Linked DNA regions of Homo sapiens: regions 1, 3 and 4 are each linked to region 2. The links are chromatin contacts, found by Hi-C or POLR2A ChIA-PET in ENCODE. All regions are on one chromosome and are shown on one strand. The core of a region is the stretch at or near the end of the contact, and the rest is flanking DNA. Distances in the headings are between cores, read along the strand shown. Region 1 holds the start of EIF4G1 (eukaryotic translation initiation factor 4 gamma 1). Region 2 holds the start of ATP11B (ATPase phospholipid transporting 11B (putative)). Region 3 holds the start of EIF2B5 (eukaryotic translation initiation factor 2B subunit epsilon). Region 4 holds the start of SOX2 (SRY-box transcription factor 2).

The links. Hi-C counts contacts between places; a loop is a spot of excess contacts on that map. ChIA-PET counts read pairs that join two places held with the same protein, here RNA polymerase II (POLR2A). Pooled maps may share reads with other maps.
Region 1: a map of breast epithelium shows a loop between it and region 2 (16-fold over the local background). The contact joins the promoter of EIF4G1 here to the promoter of ATP11B in region 2. A Hi-C loop is called at or near these places in 2 of 168 maps with a recorded cell type or tissue (breast epithelium and gastrocnemius medialis), 1 of 37 single-sample maps with no recorded cell type and 11 of 50 pooled maps.
Region 3: a pooled map shows a loop between it and region 2 (7-fold over the local background). The contact joins the promoter of EIF2B5 here to the promoter of ATP11B in region 2. A Hi-C loop is called at or near these places in 10 of 50 pooled maps. POLR2A ChIA-PET finds 5 or more read pairs at or near these places in 2 of 52 experiments (A549 and activated CD4-positive, alpha-beta T cell).
Region 4: a loop to region 2 is called in a pooled map, with 4 times the contacts of the local background. The contact joins the promoter of SOX2 here to the promoter of ATP11B in region 2. A Hi-C loop is called at or near these places in 7 of 50 pooled maps.

The regions. Positions count from the first base shown.
Region 1 is chr3:184,312,407-184,317,599 of GRCh38, forward strand. EIF4G1 (eukaryotic translation initiation factor 4 gamma 1) reads left to right here and starts at 2,200. Exons shown (of 33, transcript NM_198241.3): 1 at 2,200-2,268; 2 at 3,083-3,139; 3 at 3,357-3,450; 4 at 3,726-3,812; 5 at 4,915-5,091. The coding sequence starts at 3,391. RefSeq lists enhancers at 1,623-2,123, 2,848-3,469 and silencers at 1,951-2,280, 2,301-3,010.
Region 2 is chr3:182,791,939-182,797,003 of GRCh38, forward strand. ATP11B (ATPase phospholipid transporting 11B (putative)) reads left to right here and starts at 1,566. Exons shown (of 30, transcript NM_014616.3): 1 at 1,566-1,848. The coding sequence starts at 1,822. It overlaps ATP11B-DT (ATP11B divergent transcript), which reads right to left and starts at 1,426. Exons shown (of 3, transcript NR_187316.1): 1 at 1,142-1,426. RefSeq lists a silencer at 1,401-2,150.
Region 3 is chr3:184,133,734-184,137,423 of GRCh38, forward strand. It overlaps EIF2B5 (eukaryotic translation initiation factor 2B subunit epsilon), which reads left to right and starts at 1,625. Exons shown (of 16, transcript NM_003907.3): 1 at 1,625-1,847; 2 at 2,879-3,003. The coding sequence starts at 1,653. It overlaps EIF2B5-DT (EIF2B5 divergent transcript), which reads right to left and starts at 1,528. Exons shown (of 2, transcript NR_183721.1): 1 at 803-1,528; 2 at 1-545. RefSeq lists enhancers at 14-655, 1,525-1,584, 1,905-1,974 and a silencer at 1,725-1,834.
Region 4 is chr3:181,708,701-181,713,450 of GRCh38, forward strand. It overlaps SOX2 (SRY-box transcription factor 2), which reads left to right and starts at 3,225. Exons shown (of 1, transcript NM_003106.4): 1 at 3,225-4,750. The coding sequence starts at 3,661. The coding sequence ends at 4,614. All of the region lies in intron 6 of SOX2-OT (SOX2 overlapping transcript), which reads left to right. RefSeq lists enhancers at 1-145, 1,654-2,507, 2,508-3,360, 3,361-4,214, 4,215-4,750, a promoter at 2,453-3,486 and a silencer at 3,066-3,125.

The DNA.
Region 1 (5,193 bases), core at 950-3,449, 1.5 Mb after region 2:
CCTGGCTAATTTTTGTATATTTTTAGTAGAGACGGGGTTTCTCTATGTTGGTCAGGCTGGTCTCAAACTCCCGATCTCAGGTGATCCGCCTGCCTCAGCCTCCCAAAATACTGGGATTACAGGCGTGAGCCACCGCCCCCGACCGGCTGTCAGTTTTAAGATTACTTCTCTTCTGTCCTTATTCTTCCATCCTTACGCTTTTGCCCCTCCGTGGGAGTGTCTGCTCTTTTTATATTTTATTTCATTTATTTATTTATTTATTTGAAACAGAGTCTCACTCTGTTGCCCAGGCTGGAATGCAGTTGTGATCTCAGGTCACTGCAGCCTCCAACTCCCAGGTTCAAGCGATTCTCCTGCCTTAGCCTCTCCACTAGCTGGGACTACAGGTGCTTGCCACCACATCTGGCTGATTTTTCTATTTATAGTAGAGATGAGGTTTCACCATGTTGGCCAGGGTGCTCTCGAACTCCTGACTTCAGGTGATCTGCCTGCCTTGGCCTCCCAAAGTGCTGGAATTACAGGCGTGAGCCACCGTGCCTGCCTTTATTTTTTATTTTTATTTTTATTTTTTGAGACAGAGTCTCACTGTCATCCAGGCTAGAGTGCAGTGGCGCAATCTTGGCTCACTGCAAGCTCTGCCTCCCGGGTTCAAGCAGTTTTCTGCCTCTGCCTCCTGAGTGGCTGGGACTACAGGCGCACGCCACCAGACCCGTCTAATTTTTTGTATTTTAGTAGAGATGGGGGTTTCACCATGTTGGCCAGGATGGTGACCCCGTGATCCGCCCTGACCCCGTGATCCGCCCGCCTCGGCCTTCCAAAGTGCTGGGATTACAGGCGTGAACCACCGCGCCCGGCCCATGATCCTTTTAAACGACAAATCTCATACTACTTGCCTAGTTAGAATGTTTCTAACTTTTTAAACGACAAATCTCATACTACTTGCCTAGTTAGAATGTTTCTATCCTTTTAATTTCCTTTGTTATAGGCCTTTCAAGGACCTAATCTAAATTCTTTTCAAAGCCTGCATAATTCGTGTTGTATCACGATTTACTTAGGCAGGACTGAGTCTTTAATTTCTTTTTTTCTTTCTTTTTTTTTTTTTTTGAGATGGAGTCTCACCCTGTCGCCAGGCTAGAGTGCAGTGGCGTAATTTCGGCTCACTGCAACCTCCGCCTCCCGGGTTCAAGCAATTCTCTGCCTCTGCCTACCGAGTAGCTAGGACTACAGGCGTGCGCCACCAGGCCCAGCTAATTTTTTGTATTTTAGTAGAGACGGGGTTTCACCATGTTGGCCAGGATGGTCTAGATCTCCTGACCCCGTGATCCGCCCGCCTCGGCCTCCCAAAGTGCTGGGATTACAGGCGTGAGCCACTGCGCCCGGCCCATGATCTTTTTAAACTACAAATCTCATACTACTTGCCTAATTAGAATGTTTCTATCCTTTTAATTTCCTTTGTTATTGGCCTTTCAATGACCTAATCTAAATTATTTTCAAAGCCTGCATAATTCGTATTGTATCACGATTTACTTAGGCAGGACGGAGTCTTTAATTTCTTTCTTTTTTTTTTTTGAGATGGAGTCTCGCCCTGTCGCCAGGCTAGGCTAGAGTGCAGTGGCACAATCTCCGCTCACTGCAACCTCTGCCTCCCGGGCTCAAACAATTCTCCTGCCTCAGCCTCCCAAGTAGCTGGGACTACGGGTGCGCCACCACGCCCGGCTAATTTTTGTATTTTTAGTAAAGACGGGGTTTCACCATGTTGGCCAGGATGGTCTCGATCTCTTGACCTCGTGATCCGCCCACCTCGGCCTCCCAAAGTACTGGGATTAAGGTGTGAGCCACCGCGCCCCGCTTATTTTTTTTTTTTTTTTGCCGAGACTTTGATTTCAGTTTCTCAGCCCTCAACCAGCACTTCGCCTTGTACTTAGCATGCACTCAATAAATGGTTGCTTAAAATATGAATGAACTAAAGAATCGCGGAACAGAGAGAAACACAGAGGGGAATCGGTCTGGGAGTTTCAAAGTTCGGGAGGGGACACGGGGGCGGGCTGTGGCTGTCACGTGACGGGGCGGGGGCAAATCCCATGTGCTCGGCGGCGCAGATCGCCCGGCGCGGCTCCGCCCCCTGCGCCGGTCACGTGGGGGCGCCGGCTGCGCCTGCGGAGAAGCGGTGGCCGCCGAGCGGGATCTGTGCGGGGAGCCGGAAATGGTTGTGGACTACGTCTGTGCGGCTGCGTGGGGCTCGGCCGCGCGGACTGAAGGAGACTGAAGGTAAAGCCGCCATGTCCGGGCCCGACCCGGCCCCCCCACCCCCTCCCCCCGCATCCGCCGCCATCCGGGCCGGGACCGGCCACCCTGCGCCGCCGCCCCGGCGCCCTGGCCCCGCGGCCCGACCCAGGGCCCCGGCCCGCCAGGGTCCCGATCCCCGGCCCACGTGTGCCTGGCCCGGCCGGGCCTGGCTGCTGGGTGGGGGTGGGGAGCGCAGGGCCGGACTATGCGGGCCCCGCGGGCTGGTAGGGCGCCGGGTTCGTCGCCGCGAAATGCCACCTCGGCCTGACCCGAGGAGGCCCGGCAGCCCACGGGCGCAGGCACCACGGCTCCCGGCCCGCCGCCCCCTCCCCCCTTCGCGGCCAGGCCGCCGGGAAGTGACACGTTGTTCTTTGGCACTGGCCCGCGCTGCGCAGGGAGGGCGCAGGGGAGGGAGGCGGTGGCGGCGGGCAGGGAGGAGCCCCCGGCCCCGCCCGCCCTCCGGGCCGACCCTCACTTGCCTGAAACCGGCTCCTCGACGGCCGCCGCCCGCCTGGCCTTTTAGGGCCTGACTCCCGCCCTTCCTGGCCTACACTCCTGGGCGGCGGCAGGCCTAGCTTCTGGCCCAGTGCGGGTTCCCCGGCGGCAGGCGTATCCTGTGTGCCCCTGGGCCAGGCCCGAACCCGGTGTCCCCGGGTGGGGGGTGGGGACGCCACGGCCGAAGCAGCTAGCTCCGTTCGTGATCCGGGAGCCTGGTGCCAGCGAGACCTGGAATTTCCGGTCTGGTTGGTCTGGGGCCCCGCGGAGCCAGGTTGATACCCTCACCTCCCAACCCCAGGCCCTCGGATGCCCAGAACCTGTAGGCCGCACCGTGGACTTGTTCTTAATCGAGGGGGTGAGTGAGGGGTCTGTTTCAGTAGGTCAGGGGTTGGTTGGAAGTGATGCGGGTTTGACAGCATGTTGGTGGGGACAGGCTGTATCTTTTCTGCTTCACCCTCTTGGCATCTCTGGGACTCCGTATGGGACCCAGCCCTTGCATCAACCCTTTCACCGCCCCATTTGCCTTAAGCTTGGGTCCCTTCCTCTTCCTGAGCGCCACTCTTTCCCAACAGGTGCTGGGGGGACCCTGATGTGGCACCAAATGAAATGAACAAAGCTCCACAGTCCACAGGCCCCCCACCCGCCCCATCCCCCGGACTCCCACAGGTAATTAGGGAGGAATTAGCAGGGGTGGGGGTGGGGGAGACCAGGCAGTCTCCAGCCTCTGGATCTTCCTACCCCCATCTGTGTCAGGGCAAAGTGCAGCCGCCTGCTGCCAAATTGAGACAGGGCCCCTGGGCTGTCCCCGGGGGCTGTCACGGGGAGGGGGTATGTGGATTGTTAAGGCTCTTGCCGCAGATCTGCTCCCCTTATTTCACCAGCTTGGGTTTCTGCCCCACCTGGGCTTCCCCTCTTGCTGAACTCTGGTCTCCCCTCTTCAGCCAGCGTTTCCCCCGGGGCAGACAGCGCCGGTGGTGTTCAGTACGCCACAAGCGACACAAATGAACACGCCTTCTCAGCCCCGCCAGGTGAGGGGCTGTGGGGAGGGGAGTAGGGGACCTGGGTGGGAGCAGTGGAAAGCTTTGGCCAGTTTAGGTCTAGGATGGAAACTGGAGGCCCCATACCTGGCCTTAATCCTCTGTGTTCTTTCATGCGGCTCTGCGCCTTGCCCTGTTGATTACTCACGGTGGCTGGTCCCTTGGATAGTATGTTGTCAATGAGGGTGGCATTACTGGGATCCTAGTGCCTCTGAGAATTGGGGGCAGTGCTTTGGGCCCTGCTGCCAGCTCTTGCTTTCCTATTTGCTCCTTTTACCGGAGGCTGCTATTGCTCTATTGCTCTCTCTGCTTTCTCTTTGGACTGTGGTGAGGTAAACACTCCAGCTGGTCCTTGCCTTTCTCTGTTCCCCAGCTTCTTCCTTACTAAGTGGGAGGATTCTTGTCCTGTCTTATTGCCTTCATTCCCTCCCCCCGCCATCACCTTGGGGGTAATTCTCTTCTTTCCTATCCCCATGTGCTCTCAGGGAGGATTCAGGTCTCTGCAGGTAATATCCCTTTCCCAACCCTGGACAGTCTTCTGGTCTCATCCTTACCCTCCACCCTAGTCAGGGGCTAGACACAGGGAATGGGGATCTTCAGGGTAGTGACTTGTTTGGTGTCCAGGTTCTCAGTTGGAGGCCGAGTGATGCATGTTAGGGGCTACATCTTGAAGAACGCGCATCTGGGGACTGGGATGCTGTTGCATGTTATGGTTAGCTCCTCATTACATGCTGGTGGAGCAGTGCATGCTGGGGATATGTTGCCCGAAAGGGCCTTACTTAGGCATGATGCATCTCGGTGTTAGGAAGCCTCTGCAGAGGGGTAGTTTGGTAGAGGTGACGTGTGTATGCATGGCAGTGAGAGAGTAAATCTCTGCAGGATGCAAAGTGTACATCTGAATTTGGAGGTTTGGAGGGCATGTGTGTGTACAAGAAGCCGCTTAGCCATTTGGTCAAGTGGTCTTGGAAGGATTGGTCGCCATGTTCTGAAGCCCACAGTACTTCTTTCCAGGCTATAGAGACATTGTGGAGTGGCAATTTTTTGTCCACTTCCTTCTCTTTACAATGCCAACTGCTTTCCTCCCTCCTGACAGCACTTCTACCCTAGCCGGGCCCAGCCCCCGAGCAGTGCAGCCTCCCGAGTGCAGAGTGCAGCCCCTGCCCGCCCTGGCCCAGCTGCCCATGTCTACCCTGCTGGATCCCAAGTAATGATGATCCCTTCCCAGATCTCCTACCCAGCCTCCCAGGGGGCCTACTACATCCCTGGACAGGTGAGGCTGGGGGCTTGGAGCCTAGAAGCCACAGACCCCTATACCTCTCACTTAACTCACCCTGACCCTCCAGTTCCATTGCTTTTCCAGAGGTGGGACTTC
Region 2 (5,065 bases), core at 316-2,815:
TCTCAAAACTTCCTTTTAGGGTCATAAAGTAAGGTTTAGCCACAAGAATAAAAGTAAGATGACTTTTCAAATATCTAGCTATTTTTTGAAGTTGGATGATTTATAATATAAAATTCCATGTTGGTTTTACAGATCATAAATATCCCCAAAGAAAGATTCTATTTGTGGTGCTGGATAAGCATTATATAGTAAGAAATGTCTACTGAAACTAGAAGATTGAGGATGCATATTCAACGACCTGCCTAGTCATGCTAATCTCATTTAGATTTGTTCTTGCTTAATTTTTTTTTTTTTTTTTTTTTTTTGAGACGGAGTCTCCTTCTGCCGCCCAGGCTGGAGTGCAGTGGCGCCATCTCGGCTCACTGCAAGCTCTGCCTCCCGGGTTCACGTCATTCTCCTGCCTCAGCCTCCCGAGTAGCTGGGACTACAGGCGACCGCCACCACGCTCGGCTAATGTTTTGTATTTTTTAGTAGAGATGGGGTTTCGCCATGTTAGCCAGGAAGGTCTCGATCTCCTGACCTCGTGATCCACCCGCCTCGGCCTCCCAAAGTGCTGGGATTACATGGGATTACAGGCGTGAGCCACCGCGCCCGGCCGCTTAATTTTTTTTTTTTTAACCACAAACGTCTGTCGGTGAAGTGTGCTTTAATTCAGCAAAAATACAGCATTCAATACATATACATAACACAATATGTATACGGGGCTGCTTTTAAACAACGCCAAACCTTTAAGTCAAAGCCTTGTTCCAGTTGCTTGTATATTCCTTCTGAGCTTGTCATCCACACACTTTTTTAACCTAGGTCAAGTTACTGCTACGGGTGTTTTTGATTGCAGAAGTTTGGCAGTTAGCAGTAAAGAACTACCTTTTTATACAAATTATCTTCCCCTGAACCTGTCCAATTTAGCACACGGCAAGACAGAATATCTCATCCATTCGCCTAGAAACACGGGTCCAGGCTGTACCAGGCTCAGGGGACTTGCAACGCTTTCGAATCACTTAATGGGTGTGATCAAGATTTCCCTAGCCCCGTCTCAGCCATTTGCTAAAGAAGAGGCCTGACTTGTGTTGAGACGAAAGCTCTTACAGCTTGATGGAACCCAAACTGGGACTTCTGGGGGGATTAACTTTCAGTCACATACGTTCAGGACTGTGCGTATGCGTGTCGGGAGACGCGTGAACCAAAGAAGCCACAGAGCCCGAAAAAGACCTGCAACAGGAGGTAGAGACCGAGGAATCGGCCCCAAGCTGCAGACTCCGGAGATGGCCAGACCCACAGACACGACTTAATCCCACTCCCAGAACGGGGAGGAGGGTGGCAGTGGACAGAAACAGCGTTCGAGAACCCGGCACCTTTCCACGCTCGCTTCTTCCCGGACCCACAACACAGAAACCCCCCAACTCGGAACGGCGGCGGGGCGCGCCAGGCCCCCCTCGGTCCGCGCACCCCCTTTCGTCACGTCCGGGGGCGGGCCGGGGCGCCGGGGGCGGTCCCGGGTGGAGCCGGGGGGCCGGGCGGGGCGGGGCGGGGGTGGGGTTGCGGGGGTGCTTTGGGTGACAACGGTCAATAATGAAGGTGGCTGCGGCGCGGCGGCAGGCTCAGCTGCGCCGGGCGGGGGCGGCGCCGGGGCCGCGCCTGTAGGACTCGGGGCCGACGCCGCGGGATGGGGACGCGGCGCGGGGAGTGAGGCAGTGGCGGCGGCGGCGGTAAGCGGAACTTCGGCCCGAGGGGCTCGCCCGCTCCCGCCTCTGTCTTGTCGGCCTCCACCTGCAGCCCCGCGGCCCCCGCGCCCCGCGGGACCCGGACGGCGACGACGGGGGAATGTGGCGCTGGATCCGGCAGCAGCTGGTAGGTGCCCCCGCCCCTCCACCTCCATTCGTCCGCCCCCGCGGGGCCTCTCGGCCCGGGGTGGCGGGGAAAGGCCGGCGGCGCGGAGCCGGGAGGCCAGGGCGTGGGCGCCCGGCTAGGCCGCAGCGGAGACGGGCGCGGGGCCCAGAGCCGGAGAAGCCCCGTGCGGCTCCCGGGCTCGTCTCGCCTCCAAGCCCGGGCCGCCGAGGCTGGCGCCGAGCGGCCGGAGGCGGCCGCTTCTAGCCGGCGCTTCTCCGTTACTTCTTCCCCCTTGCCGCTCCGGGGCTGCTGTGGCCAGAGGCGGGAGTCCCGAGCGGGGTGGCGGTGCCCCCAGAGGAAACAGGGCGAGGGAGCTGAGCGAGAGTAGGTCTTGGGGAGATGAGAGAGGCGTGCTCTTCCTGCCTCGAACAATTTGGGACGTGTTTGGGTGAAGGGGAAGCGAAGAACCTGTCTTCTGCCCCCACTCGTCACGGACTTCTGGAAGCGTGTCACGATCCAGAGCTGTGTTGATTCCCGAGGAGGAGGCTGTCGTAGGTGTCTAGCCCCCTCAGCGAGAGACGTTTCTCCCCAGGACCTGGAAAGGGGAAAGACTGTGCCAGCTGCCGGTCTAGCTTCGGAAACGATACGTATTGTACGATAGTTACGAACGATACGTACTGTCGTTTCCTTCCTACCTCGTCCTCACCCCACCCCGAGTGAAACTTTTCGAGTGTGAACCTTACTTTTTTCCCGTTCTCCTCAAGGCAGTTTGAACGACACAGGTTTGGAAGGAATAGTTAACTCTCCAGTATTATTGGAACATCTGGACACCACCAACAAAAAATCTTAGAAAAGGGTCATTTAAGGCCTATAAAAAGTGCCACCTTTCCCAGAATTAATTCAGAGAGAAAAATCTTATCTGCCTCCTGGCAGCTACAGCGCAGAAAGTACAGCATTAAGGCAGCTGTGACAATTAGGACAGAAATTGCCCCTGGCTGAAGAAGCCTAACCTTATCTGTGTGATGAGGCCGGTTACTATTTAATTTCTAAATCGCATTAACTTAATGCTTCTACAAGTTGGCGTTTTCATTTACTAATTCTAAAGGCAGTGGTAAAATTTAGTGAAACAGGAACTATTTTTGTGGGACGAAAGCACTGATAACTCTTTTTCCCTTCTGCTCTAGAAAAGCATTTTAACGTTAAGACCAAGAAGTGTGGTGTTTCAGAGCCAGCCTTCTGTTACTTCGTTTTGCAGCGGGCATCATTCTCAAAAAAAAAAAAAAATTATAAATAAGAACTGCCTACCACTCCCTCCTACAAATGTTGGGTCTCTGTTTTTAGCATTGTAAATTCAGATATCCCAGATATATGCTTTATTAGGAAACCAAGCTAATGATGTCATTATAATACCATCTTGTAATACTTTGGCTTTGTTGCAGTAAGCTGTAGCACAGTAATTTTACTCAGAAAGTTAATTATTACAGATTTGATCTTATGCTTTTGATTTGCCAAATCTTCTTGTATAGAGGGCTGATTTACCTGATGGTGTTTTTGTGTGGTAGGAAGATCATTTTAAAGTGGTTCTCTTGAAGCTTTTTTAAAAATGTATTGAGACATCCTTTCTCACTGTTAGGTATTTTTTAGCCAGAATAAAATCCTGGTTGTATAACCATGCTCATCTTCAAGACAGAAAACCTGGTAATGTTTTTTAAAATGGCTTCAAATGAACCCAGCTAAAAGGAAGGGCCGGAAGTTGTGTGTGGTTATTTTACAAGGCAGCCGTCTTAACAGGGATGGTTAACGAGTTGAACAAGTTCCTGTGCATAAAAAATGCTATCTCTGACATTTAGTTGCTCACCTCACTGGTTTTAAGTTATCAGATCCTCTAAGTATGTAATCATACTTGGGCCAATGTAGGACTTTGTGTCTCTGGTTAAGTTTGTATGATCACATAAATTAAACATCAAGGACCCTGGATACAGAGTAATGAAAGTATATTTTGCTATCCCAGTCATAGACAGCTATTCTGATTACTGCACCAGAAATTATTCAACTCAGGTAAAAGCTAGTTTAGATTATACTTCCAGTGGCTTAATGGATTGAATCACCACGACTTTCAGCAATGGGTTTATTTTAAAATGCAGATAACTAGGACAAATTTGGGGAAATTGACAAGCAAATCCTAAGGACAGGTTGGAGTTATAAGCATATTTAATTCGTTATATGAATCCCGATTTTCAACTAATGTCTCACAAAAAAGTCCTTTTATTACAGAAACAATGCCTATGTTCTAGTAATTTCTTTTTAATTAAAAAAAAGTGTGACTCCTTATGACAAAATATTTTCACTACTTGAGAAGATGGAAAAATCAGAAAGTTGACAGAAGCTTGATCTTTTCTATTGGGAAAGTAGGCTGAAAATAAAAAGATTGGAATATCCTTTTTTGTTTTTCTTTTTGGCACACAATGTTAAAGTTACTTGACACTAAGAAAATTCTCTTATGGTGTCTTTGTGGTACAGTTAGTATTATTCAAAGTATACTCATTTTCAGTACCATATTTTATGTATTAACTCATTAGAGATGACAATACCTTGATTATAATTATGGAAATGCCATTAGCTACTCACTGTATTCTAATATTTAGACCTGTACGGTAGCCATTAGCCACAAGTGGCCATTAAAATTAAAATTGGAGCCATATGTGGGTATTAAAATTAAAATTTGAATTCATGTGTCTATTGGCTGCCATTGGCTGCCATATTGGACAGTTCATATTTTCATTATCACAGAAAATTCTATTGGACAGCACCAATTTAGACTTTTAAATGAAAGTCTGTGTCAGTACATATTTGAATGTAATACTACATTTTTAAAGCACTTGCTGTGTGCTGGTATTAACAGATGCTGAATACCAGGGATACAAATGTTGGTCAGGGTCACACATACTCTACATAAGTAGACATTGGATACATGTTGCTGAACAAATAATTAATAGATGAGGAAAGAAAGAATGAATCTGTAGTGTTGTTTCTGTGTTTAGAGACAAAAATGACCAAATTTAAGATTGACTAGCCCAGAAAAAAGTTAGAAAATGAGTAATTACACAAAAACAGTATTACTAGGATAACTGTTTCTTAAACTGTTCCATAAATGTAATCCCTTTAGATTGTATTGGCGATGGTGGTAGGAGGCTGCTAAGATTGTCTTCTGATTAACTGAGAAAAATGAGAAGGTCTT
Region 3 (3,690 bases), core at 375-2,874, 1.3 Mb after region 2:
CATATAGCTACCAGTCTACAGAATTTTAAGACCTGGATTTACCATAAGCACAAATGCCTTTCGGCAGCGGATTCACCACTTCCCAACTTCCCAAGGTTGCGGGAATCATTTAAAATAAATTCTGCAATCGGACCTACTTTCCATACCCAAACACCCCCCCAAGAGTGTGTGTGTGTGTGTGTTTGTGTGTGTGTGTGTGTGTCCTATTTAATTCCTTCTCCCCTCCCCCATTTCTACCTCTGGATTTGTAGGGCAGTTGAACATTCCTTTTCTACAACGTGCATTCATTTAATGGAAAACTTTTACTTAGTTGGCTTCAGCCTTTCCTTTTCTAGGATAAATCAAATGGTTTTCGTTCCGCACCCTAACGAGGCAAGAAATGACAAACTCCTCGGTCCCCCTAGGCGGGCGCCGGAGCACGACGGGTCAAGTCGGAATCGCCACGTGGAAACAGCTCTCAGCATCGCGAACTCCAAATCCCGACGTGCAACGCGGGGCGGGATGGGAACAGTTTGCAGGAACTGCAGAAGCCTGTGGCGTGGAACCTGGACAGGTCCCGTGCAGAAAGGGCGCTATGCCTTACAGAAAAGTTCCTTGCCTCCCAAATGACGCCCAGCCTTCCTGCCCCGTTCCACCGCTTTCCCACGGCCCCGCCCCTCTACAGAGTTGGTTTATTCCCCGCAGCCACCGCTTCTTTCCCCAAAGAGAAAAAGGTGCTGCTGCGCCTTTTCAAGCCTTGGACCTTTACGCCCGCACTTTCCTCTGCCCAGAAAGCTTACTGCTTAACTCCAGTACAACTTACTGGTGCGCCTGGATCCACCCCCGTCTCCACTCTGCTTAAGACACAGGAGGCTGATAGGCTGGAAGAATGAATAGATGACATAAAATAGTCATTGTTATCCCCACATAACTTGGCAGCAAGATTGTGGAACTCTGCAGTCAGACAGATCGGGTTCCAATACCAGTTCTTCCACTTACTAGCTGGGTAAACTTCCTTCATCCTTCTGAGAGTTCAAGAAACGTTTGCTGAACGAATGAATAAGATGTTTTGCAGAGATAATGCTTGTATCGTGCCTGGCCCAAAATCAGCGCTCAATGGAATTACTGGTCTCCCTACTATATGCCTGCCACCTTCTCTATTTATGCAGGTTCTGAGTTCCTCGCAGCGGGGGAACATCTGGCTCGGTTCTATCTCCCCAAGGCGCTGGGTTCCCAGAAGTTTCTAGAATGAATACGGAGGGCTACATATTTCACATGCGCGGGGCGGGGAAACTGCTGGGCGATTACAGATTCCCGATGGAGCTGGCCCCTTCGTGGCGACCACAAGTCCTATCACGCCACAAGAATCTCGGCTTGTTCACCTACAAATGAAGGCCGACGATACTTGCAGACCGAGTCTGACATCTATGGGACCCCACTCCTACCCTGCGCCTCAGGGGCCGGGACAACCGTGACCCGTACCGACTCCTCGCGCCTCCGGGATCAACCTCAGACCCCTGTGGGCTCCCGGGGAAGACGCATGCGCACTGCTCCCTCCTCGTCTCCTTCCCTTCGTTAATTAGTCCATCGCATTTCAAGTGCTGGATCCTTTTTGTCCCCTACTGCGTGCGGTGGCAGCTTCCTTGCGGAAGTGGTGACCGTGAGAGAAGAAGATGGCGGCCCCTGTAGTGGCGCCGCCTGGTGTGGTGGTTAGTCGGGCTAACAAGCGCAGCGGCGCGGGGCCGGGAGGCAGCGGTGGCGGGGGAGCCAGAGGGGCGGAGGAGGAACCGCCGCCGCCCCTACAAGCAGTTCTGGTGGCCGATAGCTTCGATCGCCGCTTCTTCCCCATCTCCAAGGACCAGCCTCGGGTGAGCGCCGCGCACGCGAGCAGCCAGAGGGCAGGAAGGGTGGCAGGGCTGGAGCAAGTTCTCATTTCGGCTAACTACAACAGCATGCCCTTGAAGGACCTGCGTCTATGCTGTTATCCTAAAACCGGATGCAGAGGGACTGTCTAAACCCTGATGACTGCTGACCAAGTTAGTGGCCGGCAGATTTGGGCATTCGTAATGCTGTCCACCTCGGGTTTGAAAGGAATGAAGAGAGCTAAATGTAGAAACAGCGCTTGAGAGAAGCCTTCACGCGGGGATTCAGTGCCCCTAGAAGAGGCTGCGCCGCTTTTAACCTTGCCGATGACGGTTGCTTAGGTGAAAAGAAACGACCTTTTGCCTCTGAAAGGGCGGTAATATGCCTTAAAAAGAGCGGGCTAGATCTCAGGCAGTGTATTTTTTTTTTCCTTCCAGGTTCTAATGATAGCCGGTGCTATCTGTCGAAAGGACAAAATGGGTTTAGTGGTTGATTGCCATCAGCCCCCGAGTTGTCTAGACAATGGGGTATTGGACTCAGCTGGGTCGTTCAGCAGTCAGTTCAGAAAGAGGGAACTGCATTGGATTTAAGGAAAATCCTCTCTAATTCCCTCGAAAAAGCCTAATGGCTGTTCATTTTTGACAAGTGACGGGAGATGGCTAACCTCTGACACTTAGAAAGGGATCAAGGAAGGAAATCTTATGGGGAAGAAGGCCTTAGCAATGCTTAAATTTATGGAAATATGATTGATTTCCAGTATTATCCTTTGCCAGCAGTGAACTGCCATTCTGTCACAGCTCTGTGTCTGATACAAGGCACATAGATTCTGTACTTACCATCCCCAAATTGCAATGTCTCAGACTCAGGCTTAGAGCATGGCATGAACATCAAAGGCAGGAACCTGTTTATCTTTGAATTGGAAAGATACAGCAAAATTACACTGTTTGGAAATACGAATAGAGGAGTGAAAATTGTTGCAGTGGGGTACCCAAAGGGATTCGAGACCTCAAGTTTTTTTTCATCTTGTATCCTTCAGGTCCTCTTGCCCCTGGCCAATGTGGCATTAATTGACTACACTCTGGAATTCCTGACTGCCACAGGTGTACAGGAAACATTTGTCTTTTGTTGCTGGAAAGCTGCTCAAATCAAAGAACATTTACTGTAAGGCCCTGCAACTTTTCTTTCCATGTTTCGCCATCTTTTTCCAGTTTTTTCAGGATGAATGTAACTAAGGGGAAATGTGAGAGGGGAAAAATGTGTCTACTTAGATGTCATTGTAAGTTCTAAGGGTATTTTCTACACTTATCAGGAGGTGAGCAGCTGAAACTTTGTATCTGTCTGTCTTGGGTTTTCTGTGACAAAGATTAAAGAATAAACTTGGGTTTTTTCTGAATCTCATTATAAAGTTTGGTGCCAGTGGACTTTGCTTTTATTTAATGGCTTCAGTATGGAAGTTACAATGATAACATCTTTGTTTTCCCACTGAGTTTCTAAATCTTGTTTGTTCTCACCTTCAAGGATATAAATGAGCTCCTTGTCATCTTTGTATTCCCACTGCCTAGCTCAGTCCCAAGCATATAGTGAGCACTTACATGTTTGTTGAAATCTTGAAAACTAGGGAATCGCATTGCTTATGGAAGTCCAGGATGTAAAGACTAGGACATTAGCATGGTCTCCATCAGACAGTTCCTAAATGTTATATGGATTGCAGAAGGGGAAAGCTGACGTGAAGCGTGTTCCCAGGCTACTTTGTGTACCCTAGGCTTCAGCAGGATTTTGAGTTCAAATTGATGTTTAGGGACAAGGGGTCAAGGTATGGAGAGGAAATAACCATGTTTCCTAACCCAT
Region 4 (4,750 bases), core at 1,975-4,474, 1.1 Mb before region 2:
TTGTTAGTACTGTAGCTGTCTATTACAAACCTAAAACAGTGTTGCTTCTGTCATCTATTGGAATCGTTATAGTTATTATATTTAGGGATCAGTGATGGTGCTGGATTGAAATAGAGTGGGCAGTGATCTGATTTTTTAAAATGCATATGTTCTAAAAAATCTAATGAGAAAATGTTCCTGCTATCACCATCTTCTTTAATCTTATTTTCATAGCACATTATTATGCATAATCGCCAGCCACAGTTAGTTTATTGTCTCGATAAGTACAGCAGGCTTAATTAAAATAAAGCTGTAAATAAATGCAACCAATGATAACACAATTGTAACGTAATTCCATAGCTTATTAATGTGATAAAAGCAATTAATAAAAGACCTAGCCAACCCCTTTAACCTCTTAAATACATTATTATAGAGTTCATGCACAAACACATGCATCTGAGAATGTGTAAAAGTTGTTATATATCCTCCCAAGGAAAAAAATTGTGCCTTGAGAGAAAGGCAACGAGATTTAAAAGATTTGTGTCTATAACCGTCTGTTATTAGTATTTATTTTAACAAATATACACCACCCTTATCCACACCAATTCCTTGGTTGTTTCTTCAAACAATTATCCACAAGCTTTTTAAAGTTTTTAGAATAATGCTATTAAGCAGACCGATGCATACACAATCATAAAGTGAATTCTTGGTCTGCCCTTTGTGGCGTCTGGACAATCATAATTCATTCACATGTTGAATCTCATAATTTGTACCTATTTTTTCCCATGGTCTAACCTCCCACTTACCTCGAGGTTGTATGTATATTTCTAAGTTAGGCAAATTAAATCTGATTCTTATGATTTGGTTCCGCAGCTTATAAGATATGTTAACTTTTCTTTTGTTTAGATTATGTATAATTAGTCTGATCTTCCATCCCCCTCTTTTTTTTTTTTTTACTTTAATTATTTTCAAATACCTTCTTTTAAAGGTAAAAGCAATAGTCTTGGAAAAGCGAATCTACCAGCAGGGGGCGCACCAGCCACATCCCTGAAACCAGCCGCGCTGAAAAGCCGGTGGCCGCCTTCTCTTCCCCAGATCTTCTCAACCTTTTCTCTTTCCTAATCTCCAGGTCCGTGTTTACCTTAATATTACACCTGGATTAAACAGAAAACAGTGCTGTATTTTGAAGAGCGCCGAATATGTATGCATTTTGAGAAACCCAATCTCACCCTTTCCGGGTTCCCAAGAACTAAAACAAGCCATAACTTGAGAGAAAAAGGAGAACCTTCGGGGGGCAGGAAGGTTGATTGGAAATAACTTAAGGAAAGTCTGCAGAATTCTTTTTTTTACAACTTTTCTGAGTTTCCAGTGGGTATATTTAGTGTGAGTTTGACAGTAACAGGCTAGGGAGGGCAGAGATTGGAGAAATTGGGGGTCGGGGGAGTGATTATGGGAAGAAGGTTAGTAAGGAACAAAACAATGCACCGTTTTGTAAAGATAATAAATGGAACGTGGCTGGTAGATACTATTCAGTACATTTTCTTAGGGTGAGTAAGGGTAGACCAGGGGAGGAGGGGGCGGAGAGAGTGTTACAGAAGAAAGAAAATAAGTAACCCTGATGGTTTAAGCCCTTTATAAAAAAGAAATGGCATCAGGTTTTTTTTTCTTTATTCCCCCCCACCCCACCCTTTGTAGTCAAGTGCATTTTAGCCACAAAGATCCCAACAAGAGAGTGGAAGGAAACTTAGACGAGGCTTTGTTTGACTCCGTGTAGCGACAACAAGAGAAACAAAACTACCTATTTGTAACGGACGTGCTGCCATTGCCCTCCGCATTGAGCGCCTACCTATTGAAATCTTTACGTCGGGACAATGGGAGAGCGGCTAAAATTACCCTCTTGGGTCCTGGGCGGGCAAGATTCCTGAGCCCCTACCCCCGCCCCCATCTCATCCTCCTCTAACCCGGGCCTTGCTGGGCTCCCCCTTCCCCAGTCCCGGCCGCCTTCTCCCAGTGTGCGCTGCCTGCACCTGTGCCTGGAGAGCATCGACCCCGCCTCCCAGGCCTTGAGCCCCTTTGCGGCGCAGCCCCAGCCTTGCGCGGCCTGGGCTTTGCGGCCACCACAATGGAAATCTACGGGGAAAATGCCAGGGCTGGTTCTGCTGGAGTCCTGGGAACTCTGCGTGGGAGGGAGTTTGTGACTGCGGCCCAAAAGCCACCTCCATACAGTGCCGTGGGATGCCAGGAAGTTGAAATCACCCTCCCCCATCGCCTGCACTTTTGAGCGCCCTTCCGTCTGTGTCTTTCCCCAGCCCCCATTTGAAAGCCGCACGACCGAAACCCTTCTTACGGGGAGGCATGGGATGGGAATGGGGAGTGGGGGCAGACAGTAGAAGCATCCCCTTTGCTACGGTTGAATGAAGACAGTCTAGTGGGAGATGTGGCTGGGGCTAAGAGGAAGAGCTGCAGTTTCCTGGGCCAAAGAGCTGAGTTGGACAGGGAGATGGCAGCTTACCAAGGCCTGCTGGTTCTCAGCTCTAGAGTCTGCCTTATGGTCCGAGCAGGATTTATTTTTAAGAACAGAGCAAGTTACGTGGAAGCAAGGAAGGTTTTGAGGACAGAGGTTTGGGTCTCCTAACTTCTAGTCGGGACTGTGAGAAGGGCGTGAGAGAGTGTTGGCACCTGTAAGGTAAGAGAGGAGAGCGGAAGAGCGCAGTACGGGAGCGGCACCAGAGGGGCTGGAGTTGGGGGGGAGTGCTGTGGATGAGCGGGAGAACAATGACACACCAACTCCTGCACTGGCTGTTTCCAGAAATACGAGTTGGACAGCCGCCCTGAGCCACCCACTGTGCCCTGCCCCACCCCCGCACCTTAGCTGCTTCCCGCGTCCCATCCTCATTTAAGTACCCTGCACCAAAAAGTAAATCAATATTAAGTTTAAAGAAAAAAAAACCCACGTAGTCTTAGTGCTGTTTACCCACTTCCTTCGAAAAGGCGTGTGGTGTGACCTGTTGCTGCGAGAGGGGATACAAAGGTTTCTCAGTGGCTGGCAGGCTGGCTCTGGGAGCCTCCTCCCCCTCCTCGCCTGCCCCCTCCTCCCCCGGCCTCCCCCGCGCGGCCGGCGGCGCGGGAGGCCCCGCCCCCTTTCATGCAAAACCCGGCAGCGAGGCTGGGCTCGAGTGGAGGAGCCGCCGCGCGCTGATTGGTCGCTAGAAACCCATTTATTCCCTGACAGCCCCCGTCACATGGATGGTTGTCTATTAACTTGTTCAAAAAAGTATCAGGAGTTGTCAAGGCAGAGAAGAGAGTGTTTGCAAAAGGGGGAAAGTAGTTTGCTGCCTCTTTAAGACTAGGACTGAGAGAAAGAAGAGGAGAGAGAAAGAAAGGGAGAGAAGTTTGAGCCCCAGGCTTAAGCCTTTCCAAAAAATAATAATAACAATCATCGGCGGCGGCAGGATCGGCCAGAGGAGGAGGGAAGCGCTTTTTTTGATCCTGATTCCAGTTTGCCTCTCTCTTTTTTTCCCCCAAATTATTCTTCGCCTGATTTTCCTCGCGGAGCCCTGCGCTCCCGACACCCCCGCCCGCCTCCCCTCCTCCTCTCCCCCCGCCCGCGGGCCCCCCAAAGTCCCGGCCGGGCCGAGGGTCGGCGGCCGCCGGCGGGCCGGGCCCGCGCACAGCGCCCGCATGTACAACATGATGGAGACGGAGCTGAAGCCGCCGGGCCCGCAGCAAACTTCGGGGGGCGGCGGCGGCAACTCCACCGCGGCGGCGGCCGGCGGCAACCAGAAAAACAGCCCGGACCGCGTCAAGCGGCCCATGAATGCCTTCATGGTGTGGTCCCGCGGGCAGCGGCGCAAGATGGCCCAGGAGAACCCCAAGATGCACAACTCGGAGATCAGCAAGCGCCTGGGCGCCGAGTGGAAACTTTTGTCGGAGACGGAGAAGCGGCCGTTCATCGACGAGGCTAAGCGGCTGCGAGCGCTGCACATGAAGGAGCACCCGGATTATAAATACCGGCCCCGGCGGAAAACCAAGACGCTCATGAAGAAGGATAAGTACACGCTGCCCGGCGGGCTGCTGGCCCCCGGCGGCAATAGCATGGCGAGCGGGGTCGGGGTGGGCGCCGGCCTGGGCGCGGGCGTGAACCAGCGCATGGACAGTTACGCGCACATGAACGGCTGGAGCAACGGCAGCTACAGCATGATGCAGGACCAGCTGGGCTACCCGCAGCACCCGGGCCTCAATGCGCACGGCGCAGCGCAGATGCAGCCCATGCACCGCTACGACGTGAGCGCCCTGCAGTACAACTCCATGACCAGCTCGCAGACCTACATGAACGGCTCGCCCACCTACAGCATGTCCTACTCGCAGCAGGGCACCCCTGGCATGGCTCTTGGCTCCATGGGTTCGGTGGTCAAGTCCGAGGCCAGCTCCAGCCCCCCTGTGGTTACCTCTTCCTCCCACTCCAGGGCGCCCTGCCAGGCCGGGGACCTCCGGGACATGATCAGCATGTATCTCCCCGGCGCCGAGGTGCCGGAACCCGCCGCCCCCAGCAGACTTCACATGTCCCAGCACTACCAGAGCGGCCCGGTGCCCGGCACGGCCATTAACGGCACACTGCCCCTCTCACACATGTGAGGGCCGGACAGCGAACTGGAGGGGGGAGAAATTTTCAAAGAAAAACGAGGGAAATGGGAGGGGTGCAAAAGAGGAGAGTAAGAAACAGCATGGAGAAAACCCGGTACGCTCAAAAAGAAAAAGGAAAAAAAAAAAT